2 separate regions of the Mus musculus genome follow, and region 2 is linked to region 1. A link is a contact called in ENCODE Hi-C or POLR2A ChIA-PET data. All regions are on one chromosome and are shown on one strand. The core of a region is the stretch at or near the end of the contact, and the rest is flanking DNA. Distances in the headings are between cores, read along the strand shown.

The links. A loop is a pair of places that touch in the nucleus more often than their neighbours do. ChIA-PET counts read pairs that join two places held with the same protein, here RNA polymerase II (POLR2A).
Region 2: a map of heart shows a loop between it and region 1 (5-fold over the local background). The contact joins the promoter of Zfp830 here to the promoter of Rffl in region 1. A Hi-C loop is called at or near these places in 9 of 37 maps with a recorded cell type or tissue (CH12F3, T-helper 1 cell, gastrocnemius and 3 more). POLR2A ChIA-PET finds 5 or more read pairs at or near these places in 3 of 5 experiments (Patski and embryonic stem cell).

The regions. Positions count from the first base shown.
Region 1 is chr11:82,867,597-82,873,967 of GRCm38, reverse strand. Rffl (ring finger and FYVE like domain containing protein) reads left to right here and starts at 2,758. Exons shown (of 7, transcript NM_001007465.3): 1 at 2,758-2,960. It overlaps Rad51d (RAD51 paralog D), which reads left to right. Exons shown (of 10, transcript NM_011235.4): 10 at 1-905.
Region 2 is chr11:82,760,991-82,767,361 of GRCm38, reverse strand. It overlaps Zfp830 (zinc finger protein 830), which reads right to left and starts at 3,017. Exons shown (of 1, transcript NM_025884.4): 1 at 1-3,017. The coding sequence starts at 2,990. The coding sequence ends at 1,899. It overlaps Cct6b (chaperonin containing Tcp1, subunit 6b (zeta)), which reads left to right and starts at 3,041. Exons shown (of 14, transcript NM_009839.3): 1 at 3,041-3,271; 2 at 5,111-5,174. The coding sequence starts at 3,135.

The sequences.
Region 1 (6,371 bases), core at 1,509-4,008:
GACTTACAGGTATTTGGGAGCCACTATATAGTAGCTGCAAACTAAACCCAGATACTCTGCAAGATCAACAAATGCACTTAATAGCTGAGCCATCCTTCCAGTCCCTTATTTTGAATAAGAGCAAGGTATAGTATCAGTCAGGTAGTAAAGCACTGTCTAGCATGTCTAAGGTCCTGGTTTTAATATCTAGTACACCAGCTCCGCACATACAGACAGACAACATTCACCATTAATGCCTCTATTTATCTATCTATCTACCTATCATCTATCTCTCTGTAAAAGAGTAGGATTCTTGACTCCCAAGTACTGAGATTAAAGGTGTGTGCCCTCACCAGCTGTCAACAGCTTGACATATTGACGTGTGTGTGTGTGTGTGTGTGTGTGTGTGTGTGTGTGTGTGTGTGTGTGTGTGTGTGTGTGCCGTGATGTCTGGCTGATTTTTATGGAGAGTCATATCCTGAGATGTTAGAGTGGCCCATGGTTGGTGATTTAGGACTTTGGAATCAAGGAAAGACCCAGGTTTAGTACCTTGCTGCACTCTTCCTGCCAGAGTCCCCTTGGACAAGATAATGTGTTTGTTTTACTGGTAAAAATCTATGTTATACAGAGTTACATTTTCCTTATTGGTAAAATGTGTATCTCAGGGGAGTTAAGTAGGTGATTTATGCAAAGTGCCTTTCACAGAGAGACTAGCACATAGTAGGTGCTCCATCACTATTAGTTCTTCTGGCGCCTGCCAGAAGTAACAGAAATCAGGGCACTAGGACTTAGAAGCCTTGCTGCTACTAATAAAAGAAATAATGTGATTTATTTTTTCAGTGCTGTTTGGGGAAAGGCGTGTGCTTTATAAATATGTATTGGAAAGTACTTAGCAAATGAGTAGAAATAATAAAAATATGTCAAAGGAAACAGCTCCTATAAATATGTCACTTGGTAGACAAATTAGTGTTTTATTACTACTAAATACTATTGCTCGCCGAAAAGGATTTCAGATTACTCGCACAATGGGTACATTATTGAATGCCTCTGCGGAAGGGCACGATAAAGATGAAAAATTGTGATGGTGATAACGCCTAAGGTGGAGAAAGGAGGGGTGTGGGTCCGAGGCCTCGCTCCAGTAAGCTGCTCATTATTTAGCAGCAGTCGGATGATTTAGCCACAATATGGACCAGAGGGCCCTGAAAAAAGGATTTCTGTTGGATACCATGAATTCAGGCCCTGATTATCGTCCGACTGGGGGTGGGGTGGGGTGGGGTGGGGGGTAAGTGCACTTCCTTTTCAGAACTGGGCACTCTGGTTGTGAGTTAACAACAACAACAACAAAAATCGCAGGTCTGGATCTCCTTTCACTTCTGTTTTGGACCTATTACATGTCTGTGGCTATCATTCATATCCAGAGATGGACAGTGTGGTGAAGAACCTGTGTCTCCAGCACGGCGCTCAGACCCATTTCAGAAATATCAGAGGATGGACAATGTTGGTGCGTCAAAGGAACGGAAACCAGAAAGGGAAGGGAGAAAATGATATACACCTTTGTGGAGGAAAAAGTCCGGAGAGAAGCGGAGCTCATAGGGAACTGCAGCAAAGCGAAGCTGCAGAAATAAGCAGGCAGGAGAAAGGGGCAAGGGGCGAACATCCAACTCAGGTGCCAGGGGTCCTTAGAAGGCGGGGCTCCCTGTACACTCCAGGTTGGAGAAAGAAAGAGTTTTGCATCTGAGTTCTGCTTTTCTCTGTGTGGAAGCTCGAAAATTACTTAAAATGTAGATCCTTGTTGATAACAAGCATATAACAGTACAGAGCGTGCTGGGGTGTTCTGAGAACTGGAAATAGCAAAGGGCTTATAAAGTGAGTCTGGTACGGATGCACATATTTTAGCTCTGGTTCCCTTCTGATAGTCTTTATTTTAAAATACAAGGGGTAGCACTGTGGTAGAGCACTTGTCTAGTATGTACAAAAATCCCAAGCACCAAAATATTGAATAAATCAAAATACAAATTGCTCAGGAAAACTCTGAGAGGTCTTTGATGGGAACCTGAAGCATAAGAAAATGATGTCACTAGACACCAGCCAGAAGAATTAGCATTTATATGACTTCCGTGACTAGGCATCTTCTTAGATCACTGGCTAATGATCCCCTATGCTACCCTGGTGTTTTATGCTTTACTAAGGCCTTTGTGCATTATCTCATTTAATGTGCGGGCCCAACCGGCCTTTCTGGGATGGGGAAGATATTGGAAAGGTTAAGTGCCTGCCAAAAGGTGCACGGGTGATGAACGATGGCTGGGTGGTTTCTTAGCAGTCGTTTTTATTGTACTGCAACCTTTCTCAGCTGTGTCCCCACCTTCCTAACATGAAAGTAGCTTATCCAAGGAGGAAAAGACAGGTTATGATGCCCCACTGAATTGGCTTTTAATATCGCCAAGAAACTTAATAAATTAGATGAGTCTGGGGTTCTGGAAATCTGTCGGGTACGATGAAACATGAAATCAAGGGTTCAATATTCAAACTTTACTATAAAGCTAGTTAGTGATCTTAAGGGACTTGCTCAAGATCACCACATAAGGGATTGGTTGGCTCGGCCTAGACTGGGGACTCCACACCTAGCCGGGCTCCGACAGAGGGCGCTCGCGGAGGCTTGCACTCTAGACCGCCGCGCGCCCGATTCCTCTCTATGGTGGCGGGGGCGTGCGCTCCCGCGGGGGTGGGGTGGAGGGCGGGGCCGCAAGCCGGGAGGGCGGGGCCGCACGCTGGACGGGCGGGGCCCACGCCGAGCCGCGGGGGACTGGGTTAGTGGGGGTGGACTTCCTGGGGCCGCCCGTGAGGATGTGGTTCGGGCACCCGGGCGCCCCTCAGGCGTGGAGTTGCGGCGGCCGCAGACCCCGCAGCCCCGCTGCCTGAGTGGCCGCGGTCGGGATCTGGCCTCTGCCGTCCCAGGTGTGGCCCGGCAGCGTCCGCGGCAGGTGAGGAGGCGGTGGCTGTGGCTGTGGCGGGTTGGGCTGGAGGATCCGGTGCTTCAGGCTGTGCTCCGGGGGGTGTGAGGATCCAGCTGCGCTCCGGGAGTGGGGCAGCCCTTTCCAGGAACTCCCCACCGCCAGGTCACCCCACACCTGTCCCATGAAAGTGCCGCAAAGCATTTCGTCTGTGTGCGCCGTAACCCGGGACGTGTGTCCTCAACTTGTACCCAAGTGTCGTAAGAACCCGGTAGGTCCTGGGGAAGGATGCATTTCTGTAGGACAGAAAACCGTCTACAGAGGCAGAGCTTTGGCGGCACTGGCTCTCTACCAGGAGGACCCTGGAGATTCGGAGTTTGGAGGTTAGATGGGAAGTTTGGGATGCTGCTCTCCCCTCCTCCCTCCTCCCTGCCAGAGTCTGCTGTCTGCCTCTTGGGAGTCGACCTCTGTCCCCGACGTGTGTTAGGTCGCCACTGTGTGGTCCTGGCCGAGACTCAGAGGGAAGTAGGGCCCCTCTCCAGCTGGCTGCCCAGGAGACATTTGACCGGGCATGGGGAAGTCTGGGTAGATCAGGGGAGTCCACAGCCTTTCCTGGCGTCTGTTTGAGCTCCGATTTAAGACCGGTAGAAAAAAACAACAGCAGCGTACTTCTTCCTTTTTTCTTTTTTTTTTTAAAGCTGTCATGGGGGTGGGGGGGTGCTGTTGTGTAATCGAGGAAGATTTCCACATTCCTCTCAGTCCACCACGGGGAAGATTATTCTTAGCTCGGAAATGGGGTTTTACCCACAACTCACACTCTGTGCCCTGGTTAAAGGCTAGAGTGACGCATGAACAAACACCCCAGGATGCGTGTGGCCTTCCAAGAAAATAGTAACCTCCTTATGTATGTTTTGGCTGGTGGCTTGGAGAACCGAGAGACTTCCTGTCGCCACTTTTGAGAGCTGCATGGTGGTTCTTGCCTTGACAGTTCAGTATACTGAAATGTGGGCAAGGCTGTTCGAATACTGTGGCATTTTTCTAGGAATGGAAGGGGACTATGTCCTGGGCAGTTTGTAGAGTTCTAAGACCAAAACTGGCCGTATATTTCCTTTGTGGCAGCTTCCTTATCCTTCCCTCCTCTCCCCCCCCCCCCCATTCTTTCTAATGTTAGCAACTGTTTGTAAAATTTCATATTTGCTAATTCTGGACTCCAGAGTACAGTTAAAAAGTTGTGGTTTATTGGAGGACAGTAGCAGATTGATGTGTCAGGGCTAATTAATAACTTGATGGTGTTCAAAGATGTCCATGTAACAGAGGATACACACTCACCTTAATGTTTAATCACAGAGCCCAGTACATTAAAACTTCTTAGGCCGGGCAGTGGTGGCGCACGTCTTTAATCCCAGCACTTGGGAGGCAGAGGCAGGCGGATTTCTGATTTTGAGGCCAGCCTGGTCTACAGAGTGAGTTCCAGGACAGCCAGGGCTATAGAGAAACCCTGTCTTGGAAAATCCAACCAAAAAACAAAAAAGTTCTTATATTGATTAGCTGTGATCCTGACTCTTTACACTGGGATCCAGGGTTGTAAATCCATCAAATTGACCAATTTAACCAAGTGCTAAAATAAAAACAAAAAAAGAGAAAGCTGTTCTCAGAAAGCTTAAGTTCTTTCTTTCTTTCTTTCTTTCTTTCTTTCTTTCTTTCTTTCTTCTTTTTAGGTTTTTTTCGAGACAGTGTTTCTCTGTAGCCCTGGCTGTCCTGGAACTCACTTTGTAGACCAGGCTGGCCTCGAACTCAGAAATCCACCTGCCTCTGCCTCCCAAGTGCTGGGATAAAAGGTCTGCGCCACCAGGCCCAGGGCTTAAGTGTTTTCAAACTTTCTATCCACCAAGCCCATTGACCTAAGTACTTAGTAACATGTAATAGAAATGCCTGGTAAAGGGATTTTCATTGACATGTTTAACAAATAGCAACATTAACAAAAAGATGGTTTCCTTTCCAATTACAGGAGACTTGTGAAGTTTAATGCAGCCACTTTGGACTGTGTGAGCCACACCTGCTACTTTCTGACATCATCTACATAAACCTAAGGAATGCTGGGGAGGGAGCTAGGTACACTGGGTTTTATTCCTATCATAGAATCTTTAATACTGCTGTTATTTTAATGGGGTGTTAGGGACTTTTATCGCCAAACTTGTGCTGGTAATATATTTATGTTTGGAGAGGAGAGAAAGATTAACTGCTGCACCTCACAGTCTGTCTCTAGAGTTTAGAGTTGGAGTATCATTCAGTTTGATGAGACTAGACCGTTTAGATTGCTCCTAGTGAAGTCTCAAGGGAGGGGCTGCTTTGCTTGCGTTGGAATTGAGTACTTGGTGGAGGCTACTGGTTCTTAGCACTGTGTAGGGAGCTGGTGGTGGGAGGGGGTGGAACTGAGGGTTTTGCCCATACTACAACCGTAGCCCAGGACAGCGAGGGCTACAGAGAAAAAAAAACTAAAAAAAGAAAGAAAGAAAGAAAGAAAGAAAGAAAGAAAGAAAGAAAGAAAGAAAGAACTTAAGCTTTCTGAGAACAGCTTTCTCTTTTTTGTTTTTATTTTAGCACTTGGTTAATTTGAATTACCGACATCTGTGATGTTGGCAATTGAAAGGGCGCTCTTTCCATATGCAGACTGGCATTCCCATTCTTCAGTAGGGGAATGTTCTGGTTGCTGTCTCTTTCTGTGACTTTATGTTAGCCATGGAATTTTAAAATCCTAAAACCAGTTGAGCTCTCAGGTCTCATAAATGCCATCTCACATAGGTAATTGGCCTCTTGTGTAGCCTGTAGTCCGCCCTGTCCCCAGGACTTAACAGTTGCTGTGCACTGGACAGTGGTCACATCTAATTCTGTTAAGCTGGTCTTAGTCTAAACCCATTATCTTCTCTCTCTCTCTCTCTCTCGATGGTCAGGAAGTGTTTCTACTTTGCTTTCCGTATTCAGGCTGATTAGGCCACATTTTGGAGCCTGGTTACAACTGAAGCAGAGCTAAGCAGTTCGTTAAGAGTTCTGCGTGTTTTTAAAACATTTCCCTTTTACAAAGCAAGCATCAGATCTCCATTTCTTCAGGGAGAAACCCAGCTCTTTGAATATGATAGTAAAACAAAAGCTGGTTTTTTCCAGCATTCTGGCATTAGGAAATCTGTGGTAAATTTTTCTTTACTTTCTGGTTTTTTTTTCCCAGTATGGTGACTAGTCGGTAGTGACGAATGTTGACCCATGGACATTGGGAGATCCTGAAGTCTCCCGTGTCATCTAAGGGAGGTCACACTATATTCAGGGTGTAGCTCTCACCCTGGTTTTTTGTAAGGAGTTTCCACAAGCCAGCCACTTCTTGCCAGGTTCTGTTTGTAACCCAGGTATTCTTGAGAAAACTGCTGACCTTAGGGCCCCACCTCCTGG
Region 2 (6,371 bases), core at 1,768-4,267, 110 kb after region 1:
TCATGTGTGGCACATACCAAGTCAGACAATGTCTTCTTGGTATTCATACCTAAAAGAAAATCCTGGGCTGGAGATATGCTTCAGTGGTTAAAGAGCACTGATTGCTCTTCCAGAGGATCCGGGTTCAATTCCAGCATCCATATGGCAGCTCACAATGGCGTGTAAGTTCCAGAGGATCTGACACCCTTCCACAGACATACATGTAAGTAAAACACCAATGCATATTTAAATAAATCATTAAAAAAAAAAAAAGTCCTTTGACATTCCTATTCCTGTCCCTTCTACATTTTTTTCTTCTACTTCTAGTTACTAAATGTTAGCTCTTCCTGAGAAATTGTTATTCCCACCCTCTTAGTCCATAACTAATCAGTCGCTTAACTTTTGAAGTGTTGTGTACATAATTTCCCAGTTCCTTGTCCTAGACTTCTTCCATACCACACACTACAACTAGAATAACACCGAATTGTCACAGACTTCTTCAGTTTAAAAAAACCCAAATCCTCCATTTATTTCCACATTGCCTGTAAAAACAGTTCTTTAGAATTAAAGGATTTTTTTTTTTTTTTATTTTAGACAAGGTCTCACTACATAGTCCAGGCTGCATCTCCCTCAGCCTTCCAAAAGCTGCAATGTCAGGGGTGAGGCACCACATCCAGTTTTCAAGGCTTTCAGGCCTTTTCTTCTTGGTGGTTTTCCTTATAAAACCTGAGCTAGAATGGGTTAATATATGTAAAGTGCTTAGAATCCTGACTGGCCTAGGCTTAGAACAGTATGTCTTAGCTATTATAGTAAATTGGAAGATGCTGTATATAAAACACTCATCCTCCAAAGCAAGGAAAACTTTAAAATATCAATAACTAGAATAAGGTAACTGGCATTGCCTTACTAGCAACTTACCTATCTTCCTGCCATTGAAAGAACCTGTAAACACAAGCCTGATTTACCACAAAAATAAAATTTCCAACTCAATGGGGTAATATTTCCTTCATTTGAAAACTGGCTTGGTGGTGGGAGAATACTTGCCTAGCATTCCCATAGCTCTGATCTGTTTAGCAGCACTCGGGGGCAGGGAGTACAGTAAACTACAGAGCATGTTCAAGGAAAACAAAGCCTGAAAAATATATAGATAGGTTTTACACTTAAGGCAGCTGAATCTCCAACCTGGGCAAATACTAGAATAACCTGGGAATAGTCAAGAATATTGTCATCTGGATCCCATTTAATTTATGGAATCTTTTATGGTCAAAACCTCTTTAAGATGGGGCTCAGGCACTAAAGCTTCATAGGCGATTTGACATTCCATGAACAATCAAAAGTTTCACAGGTGATACTGATGTACAACTTAGCAATCATTGATCTTGTCAAAAGAAACACTGTGCTGGAGTCTGGACATCTGTATGCTTTTGAAAAAAGAATACCCATCCACTGCTTTATGAAGAATATGTGTTTATGAGTGGCCTTCTAAAAACAACCTTCCCAAAGCGCCAACCCTTGGAGTTTAAGGCTTGAAAATATATATACATCGAGGTCATATAAACATGTGTCTTTTTTATCTGACTAATATAAGGATCAAAACAGAGTGACTTATATAAATATATACTTAGCTATGTGCAATATTTACAACTTAGATTTTACAACTGAAAAACCACATTGAACCTGTAAAGATGAAAAAGTTGGCAATTTGTGGTTATAATTTCAAAAATGTCAAAAACGGTTTTACCTCAAACATTTTATAATAAATAGCACCGCACACAGTACCATCCCCAAAGTATTACTCCTCACTGGCTTACTTTATCCCAACAATTAGGGGTATCCAAGGTCAGAGGAACCCAAGAACTTGGACACAGCACTTTTTAAGGGACAGCGGGGACTGATGGAAAGCTTGGGTCTTCAAAACCTTACAGCAAAGCCCCCTTTACCCTCCAGTCCTGAGACAGCAAATCCTGTAATTCTCCTTCGTCGTCACTGTCCACATTCTCCTCTTCCTTTTTCTGAAGTTCTTTTATGGTCAAAACCTCTTTAAGTTTGTTTTTTATTTCATCCTGGCGATTCCGCAGCTTTTCCACTCGGCGGTAACATTCTATCTGCTCATCAATCTCTCCAATCTGCCGGTCCAACCGTCCCTCCTCATCCTCTTCAGCAACGATCGCTTCAGAGATAGTGTTGACTTGCCTCATAGCCTTTTGAAACTCGTCCCACTCTTTGTCCATCTGATCCTTTGGGGCATCCACCTTCCGGACCTTTGCATCTACCTCAGGGTCGTCGAAGAACCCTTCTGGTAATGCTTCGGCGGTGTTCTCTCTTCTTTCCACCACTTTTTCATGTATTTCTGCTTTCTCAATGGACCCTGAATGAGGAACTAAGGGGGCCTTGGGAGGATTTGTATTAAACGGATCGTTTGGCAGCACATTGCTTGTTGTCTCCCTCGGAGAGGCAAGCGAGTGTTCTTTGCCCTGTGCATCCGGAAGATGCTTGCTGCTGTCCCTTCTTTCTTCTCCACCTCCCTCTTCTTCCTCCTCTTCCTCATCGTCATAATCAGGCAGTAAACCGAGTCCAGGTTTACTGGGGGCCGCCCTAGCGGCATCCAAGTTGGCGGACGAGGCTGAGGTGGAGGGCTGTACCTGAGGTCCCGCGGAGGCCTTGGCTTTCTTGGCGTCTTGGCTCTCCACATCCGTCGCTCTCCTCTTGGTGGCCTGAGGTACAGTGCCGGTCGACGGGCCCTGGGTTGCTCCTTTGGCGCCTTTCAGCTCCGCTACTCTCTCCCGGTGCTGCTTTCCCAGAACATGGGTCTGCCACAGGAGCTCGCTCTTGACCGGGGTGTTACACAGTGCGCAGCTCAGCTGCCCCAGACGGTTGTACTTGGCGAATGGAGATTCGATCCTCTTCCGGTTGGTGCTCAGGCGCTGCTTCTCCCTCATCAAGCGCCTCAGTTCTTCCTGATTCACCACTCGCTTCCCAGCCGGAGTCCGAGTAGAGGTGGAGGACGCCATGTTTGCGCCCAGGACTCAGGCGAGTCTAGCTTCCGAGGCGTGATAGCGTCACTTCCTGTTATGGCGCCGATTGGCCCACACTCAGGAGTGTGGGCGTGGCGCCAGGGTTCGGAGTCGGCAAGTTTGGGGCTGGACTGTTGAACCATGGCTGCGATCAAAATCGCTAACCCTGGCGCTGAAGTGACCCGGAGCCAAGCGGCCTTGGCTGTGAACATCTGCGCCGCCCGTGGGCTGCAGGATGTGCTGCGTCCCACCTTGGGTCCTAAGGGCGCGCTAAAAATGTGAGATGCCGCTAGAGTGTGCGGGGTGTCGCGGCTCACTCTGATTCTGATGCTGATCAGTGAAAACCTGTGAGCAATGCTGCGACATTTAGACACCCGGTTTCCTCTCTCTCACTCCTGCTCTTAGGATTCTCTAGCCGAGGAAGAGAGCGCCTCCCCGAAGAAAAGACTCCGTCAATAGAAACTGTTAGCCTTGTGCGCGCGCTCAGCAGACGTTGGGCTGCAGCTCCGCCGCAGGCAGTATTGTTTTGACGTGGTGGAGTGGTACTGGCTTTGGAGCTAGGCAGGCATAGGTTCAAATTCAAGTTCCATTATCTTCCAGCAGTTGGGACTCTCCGCACCTACAGTTCTTCATGTTTAGTCATCCATTTGGACATATGTTTATTTAGCACCATTGTTTTACGAAGAAAGAAGAGTAGGGGAGATCAAAAGGTCTCTTGGGAAAGAGACACCCTGAGAGGAATGAGCAAAGTAGCGTTTATAGTAAACGAGTCCACTTAACACTAGATGCTGGAAAAACAGATGGGATAGTTTCTGTCCTTTCCTTTAAAAACCTGATTTATATTTACGTGTGCACATCTGTCTGAGTTTATGTGCATCAGGTGTGAGCAGATGCCCCCAGAGGTCAGAGGGTGACAGATCCCTAGAACTCGAGTTATAGGCAGTTGTAAGCCATTTGATATGGGTGCTGGAGACCAAGCTCAGATCCTCTTCAAAAACAATAAGTGCTTTTTAACTGCTGAGCCATCTCTCTAGCCTTTGAGATGGTATCCTTAAAGTGACATGGCAGTGACAGGTATGTCAATTATATAGAGATGCAAATGATTTTACAGAGGAAAGGGCCCAATTACCGATGATTGAAGGAAAATCCTCTCAGATATCAGGGGATGTTTGATCAGAGTTGTAGAAGAATGAGTGACAGGAATCAAGACCTCCTAGTGGTGTAAATCCACCAGAAATAAACATTATAATGCATTAAGGGAACAGAAAGACCTACTGTGGGAATAATGGTGGATGGAACAGGAGAGTTTGGAAAAGGCCAAGTATGTTACTGATAAATTACCTGGATTTTTATCTTGAAGATGGTAGAGAATGTAACATCTTTGAAGGATTGGTGATCAGGAAACTGAATCCCATTGCCTTTTAGAAAGATGTAGCATGGAGGGTTGATTCAAATTAGGAGACAAGATGCTGTCTAAGCAGTCTAGGAAGGATAACAATTAAATTGGAGAGAGATGTCCAAAGGCATTTTAATTGTAGAATTGACTAAGCTTGGTGATTTAATAAATGCAAGGCACTAGACAACTAAATTCAGTGGCTGAATCATGACATTCACCAAGATAAAAACCTACAGAAATTTGTAGATTTGTACTCTGTTTCATACTTTTAAAAAAATATTTATTTTTATCATGTATACAATGTTCTACTTGCATGTATGCCTGCATGCCAGAAGAGGGCACCAGATCTCATTATAGATGGTTGTGAGCCACCATGTGGTTGCTAGCAATTGAACTCAGGTCCTATGGAAGAGCAGCCAGTGCTCTTAACCTCTGAGCCATCTCTCCAGCCCTGTTTTATACTTTTCATTAGCCAACATGTATAACTCATCAGCTCGTGTTTAAACCATAAATGCTCTGTTTGGAATGAAATTACTGTAAGGTCATCCGGGAGAACTAATCCCATGAGACGCAAGTGGCAGTCACTACCACATGTCACCACGTGGCTCAGTGTAGCGTTTCCAAGCCCAGTCAACTGTTTTTAGGACCATAAATGGCAAGAACTCGGGAGGGTTTGTTGATTCTTGGCTTGTGTAGTTAAGCACCATTGTCCTTTTTACAGGCTTGTTTCTGGGGCAGGTGACATCAAACTCACCAAAGACGGCAATGTACTGCTTCATGAGATGGTGAGCCAATGCTCTTTGTCATTTTCTTTTCTCAGACAGGAGCTGCCTATGTAGCCCTGGCTGGCCGCAAATTCACAATTTCCTCTCCCCTTCTTGCCTGCCTCAGCTTCCTGAGTGTTGGATTCAGGTATTAGATGCAGTGCCGAGCTGCTGCTGGCTATGATAAATTGTATAAGCTTTAATTAAGAACATGGCACATGGGCTGGGAATGCAGCTCAGGGATAGAGCACTTCCCCAGCATGTGCAGGACTCTAGGTTCAACATTGGGGTGGGGAAGGTACACTCTGAAAGTTCGTTTGTTTGTTTGTTTATTGCAGGCCGGAGAGATGACTTAGTGATTAAGAGCTGTTTTCCCAGAGAACTTGGGATCAATTTCCAGAACCCATATGGGAGGCCACAACTCTGTACTCCAGTTCCTCACATAAGCATACATTCAGGCAAAACACCGATGCACATAAATTAAAGAAAAAAAATTTTTAGCTGGGCTTGATGGTATATGCCTTTAAACCCAGCACTCCAGAGGCAGAGACAGGCAGATCTCTGAGTTTAGGACTATCCTGTTCTACAGATCAACTTCCAGAACAGCCAGGGCTACACAGAGAAACCTTGTCTTGAAAAATATATATATATATATTTTTTTTTTGCAATGCTAGAGATTGAGTGATGCACCCTCATATACTGGGCAAGTGCTCTTTACCACTAAGCTACACCTTCAACCTTACCCCCCTCCCCCATCTATCTATTTATCTATCTATCTATCTATCTATCCATGTATATATATATATATTTATTTCATGTATGTGGGTATACTGTTGCTGTCTTCAGACACACCAGAAGAGGGCTTCAGATCTCATGGTTGTGAGCCACCATGTGATTGCTGGGAAATAAACTCAGGACCTCTGGAAGAGCAGTCAGTGCTCTTAGCCGCTGAGCCATCTCTCCAGCCCACAATTTATATTTTTAAGGATTTTATTGATTTTTAAATTTCATATGTATGAGGGTCTATCTTTATGAATGTATGCTACATGTATGCTGGTACCTGCAGAGGCCAGAAAAGGGTTTCAGGTTCCCTGGAGCTGGACTTTGAGCCACTTCTGGGTGCTGGGAACCAAACTCCACTTCCTGGAAGAACAGAACATACTCTTAATGGCTAAGCTGTCTCTCTAACCCAACTTTTTTTTTTTTTAATTAAAGGCC